Regions from separate parts of the Homo sapiens genome. Here region 1 is linked to region 2. A link is a contact called in ENCODE Hi-C or POLR2A ChIA-PET data. All regions are on one chromosome and are shown on one strand. Each heading gives the region's core, a stretch centred on a gene start or an enhancer-like site at or near the end of the contact. The rest is flanking DNA. Distances are from core to core; before and after follow the strand shown.

The links. Hi-C counts contacts between places; a loop is a spot of excess contacts on that map. ChIA-PET counts read pairs that join two places held with the same protein, here RNA polymerase II (POLR2A). Pooled maps may share reads with other maps.
Region 1: a pooled map shows a loop between it and region 2 (10-fold over the local background). The contact joins the enhancer-like site here to the promoter of ZNF2 in region 2. A Hi-C loop is called at or near these places in 1 of 37 single-sample maps with no recorded cell type and 6 of 50 pooled maps. POLR2A ChIA-PET finds 5 or more read pairs at or near these places in 1 of 52 experiments (MCF 10A).

Annotation. Positions count from the first base shown.
Region 1 is chr2:96,161,163-96,165,795 of GRCh38, forward strand. No RefSeq gene overlaps it. Among named protein-coding and RNA genes, the nearest start is that of DUSP2, 18 kb to the left of the region's middle. RefSeq lists enhancers at 2,436-2,715, 3,596-3,645, 3,906-3,985. Within about 2 kb of position 2,734, at least 10 of the 41 ENCODE cell types and tissues checked have a DNase peak (open chromatin) inside an H3K27ac peak, as active enhancers do.
Region 2 is chr2:95,162,360-95,167,294 of GRCh38, forward strand. ZNF2 (zinc finger protein 2) reads left to right here and starts at 3,450. Exons shown (of 5, transcript NM_021088.4): 1 at 3,450-3,501. RefSeq lists enhancers at 2,438-3,074, 3,075-3,709, 3,137-3,566.

The sequences.
Region 1 (4,633 bases), core at 1,484-3,983, 1.0 Mb after region 2:
GCACACATGGAGCCTACTTGAGGTGGACGAGGAGGGTGAGGGTCGAAAAACTACCTGTCTAGTACTATCCTTATTACTGGGGTGACGAAAAAATCTGTACACCAAACCCCCATAACGTGCAATTTACCCATGTCACAAGCTTGCACACATACCCTCTGAACCTAAAATAAAAGTTGGAGAGAAAAAAAACAAAATAAACTTAAAATTTTTTAAAAGTTTCTGTATGCTCAAACTCACCACAAACAAAAGTAAAGGGTGAGTGACAAACATGGAGAAAATACTTAGAAACAGGCTGGGCGCGGTGGCTCATGCCTCTAATCCCAGCACTTTGGGAGGCCAAGACAGGCGGATCACCTGAGGTCAGGAGTTCAAGACCAGCCTGACCAACATGGCGAAACCTCGTCTCTTCTTAAAAAATACAAAAATTAGCCAGATGTGGTTGCACGTGCCTGTAATCCCAGCTACTCGGGAGGCTGAGGCAGGAGAATTGCTTGAACCCAGGTGGCAGAGGTTGCAGTGAGCCGAGATTGTGCCACTGCACTCCAGCCTGGGCAACAAAAGCAAAACTCCATCTCAAAAAAAAAAAAAGAAAGAAAGAAAATATTTGAAAGCAAGTGACAGATAAAATATTATTCATTCATTCATTCATCCAGCAGTTAATTGGAGGGTGCCTATTAGGCACCAGGCATTGTCTCAGGTACTGGAAACCTTCACATGGACAAATGACAAAATCTCTGCCCTCTTGGTTCTTACATTGTAATGGGGTGGGGAGGACAAGCAATAAAGAAATAAACACATCGTACGTCAGATGGTGGTTATGGAGAAAAGCCCAACAGGAAAAGAGGACAGAGAGTGTGAAGAAAGTGAGTAAAGATGTGAGGCCTCCAAAAACAAATAAGAAAAAGTCAAACAACACAACAGGAAAGGGGCAAAGAATAACAACACAGAATTCACAGACCAAGAAATGCAAATCTCCAGTAATCCACAAAAGCCATGCTCTACCCACTGAAACAAGGCAGCGCGATGATCCACCCATCAGGTTGGCAAACATTCAAATACTGGGAAGGGTGGTGAATGAGTGAACTTGTGCTCTTTTGGTGGGAGTGTAAGTTGGTTGATAACGTGTGTTTAAAGAAAGCAATTTGACAGAACCTATCCAAATGTTTAAAGCACATGCTCTTCAACCCTGCAACCTCTCTTCTGGGTGAAGAAACTTGTCCAAAGATTTCCAAGGCAGCATTGTCTGTATTGGGAGGAAAAATGGAATACAAAGTTTTTACACTTCTATCAAGTATCTGTAAAAACAAATAATGAGGTAAATCTACACACACTGATCTAGAACAAGCTTCAAGATACAGTGAAGACAAGTGAGTTGCAAAATAAGTTCGTATAGTATGATCCCATTTCAATAAAAACAAAAAAGAGAAAGCTGTACATTCTTGTTTGTTTTTTGGTTTGTTTTGTTTCAGTTTTTTTTTTTTTTTCTTTTTTAGACAGCTCTGTCACCCAGGCTAGAGGGCAGTGGTGCGATCACAGCTCACTGCAGCCTCAACCTCCCGGACACAAGCCATCCTCCCACCTCAACCTCCTGGGTAACTGGGACCACAGGCGCACATCACCACACCCGGCTAATTTTTTGTATTTTTGGTAGAGATGGAGTTTCACCGTGTTGCCCAGGCTGGTCTCGTGGGCTCAAGCAATCTGTCTCGACCTCCCAAAGTGCTGGGATTACAGGCGTGAGCCACCGCACCCGGCCTACATTCTACATGAACATAAATGTGTATGAAAAGCTCTAGGACAAAAAGTCTGGTTACAAATCAAGGAAAAAGCGTTGAACCACCAGAAGGGGATGGTGACTCAGTGAGCCTCGTGGCACCCCTCAGTTGGGGCTGCTGGGGAAGTGGGGGGACAAGCCTTCCACTAAGTGAGACTTGACTGTGGTCTGGACTGTGAAGGAGGACCCCGAGGCTGGCTGAAGGTGTGGGGGAGCCATGGACCTGACAAGGAAAGAGAATGATGGGCCAGAGGGGAGGCTGCAGACCTCAGAGAGGAGGGATCTCAGGAAAAGCCCTGAGCAGGCCAAGGGGGGCAGGCTCAGGCTAGGTGGGCACAAAGGCCCCGGTGACATTGACCACACCACTCAGGCCGGGGGTTTCCTCTGCGCCCTGTGCTGGCCGACCTGCCCGGAATGGCTTCACCCACCCCTCCCCTGCCCATCCTTGAGACCCCTCAGGTTTCGCTTCCTCCAGGAAGGCTTCCCAGATCCCCAGGCTGAATCAAGGGCTTCTCCCAGAGCCTCCCAGAGCTTGGGCTCGCCTCTGGCCTTCACAGGCCTCATCAAGGCACCCACCCAATACTGGTGCCTCCCTGAAGCCAGCGAGTGGGCCTTGGCGGGTTCGCTTTCCCCACACCTGGCTCAGGCCTGGCCTGCAGTGTTGGCTGATGGACAGCTGGTGAGCTATTTACCCTGTTTCTCCATTGGTGGCCTTGGGTAGGTACCAGGCCTCCCTGGGGGAGCCGGGAGCCCTTATTAAGGTTTGATCCCCATCTCTCTGAAAGGCAACATCCTGTCCTTCTCTTGCCCACCATCCCAGTGCAGGGGTCAGATTCTGCCCTGGCCAACAGCCAGGCCAAATGGGGGAGGCCTGTCTCCAAGCAGGATGTAAGGGCTCCCACGCAGCCCAGGGTCTTTTTCCGTGGCTCAGAACATGCTGTACCAGGTGGCCGCCTCTGCTGGGTGTCACCTTGCTTCTCACAGCCCCCTCTCTGCTCACATCCTGTTTCCACCCCTCCAACACTGCTGGGCCCCGCGCCCCCAGCCTCCGCCCCCAGCTGCTGGGTTTTCACGTGGCCTTTCCTGGGTTGCTGTAGGGGCACAGGCCTCTTATTTTTAGCTCCTTGGGGGCTGAAGGAATTTACATCTGAGTCTGCTCTCCTGAAGAGACAGACGGTTTCAAATGTGTCTAATGTGGTCTCCCGGGCAGCCTCAGCCTAGGCCAGCACTAAGGCAGAGGGGAAGGAGTGAGACGGCCAGCCCAGCATCCGGAGGCACACCATGTGGCCTCAGGCAGGGCCCGCAAGCCAGCTGAGCCCCACTTTCCTCAGCTACTAAGTGGGAACCCTGGGGAGGTGACCCCACTGCTGTGAGCCAGGAATAAGGATGCCCATGGGATGGGCAGGGAGGCCCTGGAGATGCCCATGTCAGGGGAAGGAGCCCTCACTCTGGGCCGGAGCCTCACCTACCACACCACCCTGCACAAGTCTATCACACATTTGTTATTTTCCCTAATTATCCCAGAAATCCCCCAACACTAGGAAATTTGGAACACACAGAAAAGATGGCAGAAGACAGAAATGCGTTGCTCATAACCCATCACAGTTCCTATGTGGAGCTGCCCCTCTCTGAGCCCTTTGCAATGCCCTCAGAACGAAAGGCAGGAGGGGAGGTCCCTTACTGAAAACAAAAGCCTACTGTTAGCCCAATAGGGCCTGGCAGGGAGCCCCAGGCAGTGTCCACCAGCCCTCCTCAGGCAGCATCAAGGGACCCAAGCCCCTCTCCCCCTTCCCTTCCTCCTTCCCGGCTGATCCCAGCAGCCCTTCCCTGGTGGCGGCGCTCCCAGAGCCCTGCAGTTTTTCCCCTCCCGAGGTGGGTCCAGGGATGGGCTGTAAGGCCGGGCCTGCCCCCAGGAGACCGGAGACCGCAGCACACATCCTGCAGTGAATATGACTGGTAGTCGCTGGTCCCAACCTCCTCCCTACCAGACGCAGAGGCTTACCCTACACAGACCTCTCACACTTGGCAGAGCCATGTGACTTACTCCAGCCAATGAAACACCACCTCCAGACTCAGGCAATAAAAAGCCCTGTGCGATTTTCCCACTTGCTCATCCTCTGCCATGTCGATGGAGGAGATCTTGAGTTCTCCAGGCACCGCAGCTGCATGACAGCCAGTCGGCCGCATCCGAAGGGCTCTGCCCACTTTTCGACTGGTGAAAACCCACTCCCTGTGGCCCTGTTCCACCACACCCCCAACTTCCATCCTATTTTCCAGTCTATTAAATGGTGGTGGCCACCCCACCACCACCTAGGTCCTGAGTTTCTCCTCAACCTTCAGACAGTTAGTGACATGTACGCTGTTCACTCCACTCCCATGGACCCTATTTATAATTTCATAAATAAAATAAACTATTATGAAATTATATTTTGGCATATACAAGGAATTTTTACAAATCAAGAAGAAAACCAGGGGAACTACAGGAAAAATATCAACATAAAAATGGATATAGTCGACCGGACGTAGTGGCTTATGCTTGTAATCCCAGCACTTTGGGAGGCCAGGGTGGGTAGAACACCTGAGGTCAGGAGTTCGAGACCAGCCTGGCCAACATGGTGAAACCCCGTCTCTACCAAAAATACAAAAAATAAAAATAAAAAATTAACCAGGCATGGTGGCAGGTGCCTGTAGTCCCTCCCAGCTACTCGGGAGGCTGAGTCAGGAGAACTGCTTGAACCCGGAAGGCAGAGGTTGCAGTGAGCCAAGATGGGGCCACTGCACTCCAGCCTGGGTGACAGAGTGAGATTCAGTCTCTAAGAAAAAAAAATAAAAAAGGATTATAGTTATAATAGGCAATTC
Region 2 (4,935 bases), core at 2,200-4,699:
ATCACCTGAGCTCAGGAGACCAACCTGACCAAAATGGAGAAAACCTGTCTCTACTAAAAATACACAATTAGCTGGGCATGGTGGCACACGCCTGTAATCCCAGGTACTCGGGAGGCTGAGGCAGAAGAATCACTTGAACTCGGGATGCGGAGGTTGTGGTGAGCCAAGATCGTGCCATTGCACTCCAGCTCAGGCAACAAGAGCGAAACCGTCTCCAAAATAAATAAATAAATAAATAAAGCCATGCAGCTTCTGTCTTGCTCACTGGGACCCTCTTAGAGCCCTGAAATGAGGTGCAAGAAGCCTGATTGCCCCGAGGCCACCATGTTGTGAGGAAGTCCAAGCACAAAGAGAGGCTACATGCGGGGACACTGGCGAACAGTCCCAGCTGAGCCTAGCCACGGGTGCCAATCTGGGTGCCAGATATAGTCCTCCCAATTGAGGATCCAGAAATTGTGAAGCAGAAACGAGCTGTGTTAGGCCATTTTGCACTGCTATAAAGAAATACCTGAAACTGGGTAATTTATAAAGAAAAGAGGTTTCCTTGGCTCTTGGTTCTGCTGGCTGTACAGGAAGCATGGCAACGGCATCTGTTTGGCTACTGGGGAGGCCTCAGGGAGCTTTCACTCACTGTGGAAGGTGAAGTGGGAGTTTGCACTTTGCATGGTGAAAGCAGGAACAAAACAGAGTTGGGGAGGGCAGGAAGGTGTCACACACGTAAACAACCAGATCTCAGGAGTACTCACTATTGCAAGGACGGCACCAAGCCATGAGGGATCTGCCCCCATCACCCAAATACCTCCCACCAGGCCCCATCTCCAACACTGGGGTTTACATCTCAACATGAGATTTGGAGAGGATATCCAAATGATATCCCTGTGTGCCCATCCCTGTTGTGCCCATCCAAGTTCCCGACCCACAGAACATGTTGGCCTAATAAAATTGTTGTTTTCAGCCACTAAGTTTGGAGTGGTTAAACAGCATCAGACGGCCATAACATCCTGCAATTTGGCAGAGCCTACAAGCTTCTGGGCCCAAGAGATACCTGTTTTACTCTAAAAAGATGGATGTATGTCACTTCTTGGCTGCTTAGCTTCCATATGCTCCTCCTAACTCTTTTGAGAATATCAGTTAAAATTCTCTTAATCTTCCCAGTAACATGGCCGATTAGATGGCCTAAACAGCCCTCTTAATAAAAAAACTAAAAATGCTGAAAAATTGCAAACATCTTTATAAACACACTGATGAGCAGGCATGAAAGTGAGGAATTTGTAAACATTTAAAAAAATAAAGTGAAATGGGCCAGGTGCAGTGGCTCATGCCTATAATCCTAGCACTCTGGGAGGCCGAAGAGGGTGGATTGCTTGAGCCCGAGTTTGAAACCAGCCTGGGCAACATGGTAAAACCCCATGTCTACAAAAAAATACAAAAAGTAGCCAGACATGGTGGTGCATGCCTGTAGTCCCAGCTACTCTTGAGGCTGAGATGGGAGGACTACGTGAGCCCAGGAGGTGGAGGTTGCAGTGAGCTGAGAGCATGCCACTGCATTCTGGCCTGGCTGACACAGCCAGAGCCTGTCTCAAAAAATAAATAAAGTGAGAGCTAGAATTCTGAGAATCGAGCAACAAACCTGACTTTTAGACTGCTAAATCCTAGAGCACATAAACTTCCACTTTGGCAGCTACCTGGAAGCGGTAAAGACAAAGCCTAGGGCCTGCCAGTGGGTGGGGAATATTCTAGAAGGAAACACTTTCAGGACCCCAGTTTCCACCCTCAGTATAAGGCTAAATAATAAAAACCACCACACAGAAGGGAACAAAAAAAAAAAAGTATTTCTCTTATGGATGTTGTGACTTTAATCAAGCTCTAATCTCCTAGGAAGGTCCAAACCCCTTAGTACAACACAAAGGCAGCCACAACCTGGCCTTACCTCAAGATAGTTATTGGCCCCTAAACCTCATCCACAAGGCATTCATTTTGCTACTAATTATTTTCACTTTTATCCTCTAGACTATGCCTTTGCATGTACTATTCACTGTTTAGATCACACTTTTTTTTTCTTAAGTATTTAAGTATACCAGTGAAAGGAATCCTTTCCCACCTTTCCCGGCCATAGTTAATAGCTTCCTCCATTGTACTCTCATAGTATGTTGAATGTGACATAATTATAGAACATACTGCCTCTATTGTGATTTTACATTCTGATTTTTTCCATTGGACCAAGAGTTCATTTGGGGCAGTAACTTACTCATATTTGTAACTGTGCCTTGCTTATGGTGAGCAATTTGGATTTTTTGAATGAAAGTGTAGTCTTATGGAGATGGAGAGTAGAAGGATGGTTAACAGACTGGGAAGGGTTGGCGGGGTGGGGAAGTGGGGATAGTTAATGGGTACAAAAAATAGAATAAGAAATAGTATAACTAGTATTTGATAGCACATCAGAGTAATTACAGCCAATAATATTGTATATTTTAAAGTAACTAAAAGAATATAACTGGATCGTTTGTAACACAAAGGACAAATGCTTGAGGTGATGGATATCCCATTTGTCCTGATGAGATTATTACTTATTGCATGCCTGTGTCAAAATATCTCAGGTGGCCCATAAATGTTCACACCTACTGTGTACCCACAAAAACTTAAAAAAAACCCAAACCACTAATAAATTAACCTGGAAAAACGTAGCTTTGTTCCTGAAGTAAGATTTTATCATATTCTTTGTAATTTTCAGTCTTCCCTGAGATGTAGCTCAGTGGTTCCTAGCTTTAGCTGCACATTAGAGTCACCTGCAGCTCTTTTCAAACTGTCGCTCCACAGCTGGGCCTCAGGCATCAATGTCGAAAGCTCTCCGGGTGATTCCAGCTTGCAGCCAGGGCCGTTCCAGCAACTCCAAGGCTGGCTGGTGTGCGCTGAAGCTGTCGGGAGTCGGACCAGCTGCACAGTTAATACATATGTGTCCTAGGCTCCTCTCTCCTTCCAACGCAAATATGTGTACAAACCCTGCCTGGAACCGCAGCCCTGCTCTCAGAATCAAATTCCTGAAAGTGGGCAAGCGGAAGCGGAAATAAGCCCTCTCCCAACGCCAGCTGACTCGATTTCGTCTCGGTCTTCCCCAGAGCTGGACACGAGGCACCATGATCAGAGAGACACATTCCCTGCGGACGGCGCTCCCATCGGATACTGGAGGGACGCGACACTAGAGGCAGGCAGTACTTCAGGGTGACCATAAGTCTCCCAAACAGCCACAACGGCTCGCTCTCCCAGCTAAGGCGACAGCGCTGCCATTTTGGATCCTGTTCAGCCACGGGAAGCCGGCGTTTGCACACATTTTCGGACGTCATATTAAAGCGCACCGGACGCCGAGACTTCTGGGAGATGAAGTCCTTGCGAAGGCCCCGCATTGATTGGGAGCGCAGTCGCCAGGACCCTGTGCGCAGGCGCGTTGGTTTCCCGACCTGAAGAGGCGCCGTCTTCCCGGGTCCCGAGCACTCTGTGCCGGAGGTGAGGGTTGTGGGTGTGTGTCTTCAAGGAGCGGAGTGAGCGCAGCAGCCGAGAGAGGGGACATGAGAACTTTGGGGAGGTGCTGTGGGAGCAAAACGGGGTGACACGGGCGAGGCCAGCCTGCAGAGCGTGTGTCGCGACGTCTCGGTGCGGACGGAAAGTTGTGCATCCACCCCCGTGTGTGCGTGTGTCCCGTGGGGTCTGGGCACCCATTGTATGTCGGTCCCGGACTTTAAGGTTGGAGGTTTGGAGTCTTCCTCCGCCTCTCCCGTTTCTTCTTCCCATAATGGGTGCTTAATGAACGTGGGTGGAATTGACACCAAATCTAGGATGCTGCCGCTCCGTCTTTGCCAGACAGCGCCTCAGATTGCCTCATTTAGCTCCCTGCCCTGGGCCTCCGCACGAGTGCTGGAGGGCTTCATGGAGGAGGTGGGATTTGACGTGAAAGAAAAACAACAACAACAAAACAAAAACCACGAAAGAAGCAGCTAAGCGTTAGGCAGATTTGAGCTGGAGATAGTTTTTACAGAAATGCAGGAACAGTGGTAGACAAGGTTGAAGAAAAGGTACGCTGGGAGCCAGGGCCCGGGACTCAGAGAATCAGGACAAGACTCAGTAGGCAAGGTGGCTTATATAGGTGTGATCCAGGGACTGACACGAATGAAACTATTTGGAGACAGTTATTCTAGAGGTCACATTCAGGACTAGAGAGGGGAAAGGACCAGTAGCAGAGAGCTACTTAGGAATGTATGGTAGTTTTGGAGTAAGATGTTGTGGACTTGAATTATGGTGGTGGTAGTGAAAGGGAAGGATACAGATGACACTGCAAAAGAAGAGTCAAAAGGGCCTGGTGACTAGATTTGGGAGGAAAGAGAGTGAGGTAAGAGTTTGAATTTGGGACACCTGGGAGAACAATAAAACATCTGATACAAATGTAAAGCCAGGAAGAGGCGTTGATGTGTGGAATTGCCTAAAGGAAGATAGTTTTGAGGTGATGGTGGAACGCCTGATTTAAGGTTTGCAGTCATTTGGAAATGCAGGATGAGTCTGGAAGAATGCAATACAGTTGTATTGTAAAATTACAATACAATTACAGGACATGGACATCTGTAGAGTTTGAAAATGGAGCCCTGAATGTGGATGGACTTTCTGAGGGATGGCAAAAACGAAGAAAGTACAAAGACTGAGCTATGGGCAGCATCCATGTTTCCAGGGCAAAAGTGGGGAAAAAGAGTCACAGAAAGACAGCAATTTTAGTGGTTGGAAGAAAAGCTAGTGCAGTATCATAGCAGTTACAGTAACCACTTGAATAAGCAGAAGCTTGTCCGAACAGTGAAAAGCTACAGAGAAATAGATAATATGGCCGGGCACAGTGGCTCACGCCTGTAAGTCCCAGCACTTTGGGAGTCTGAGGCGGGCGGATCACGAGGTCAG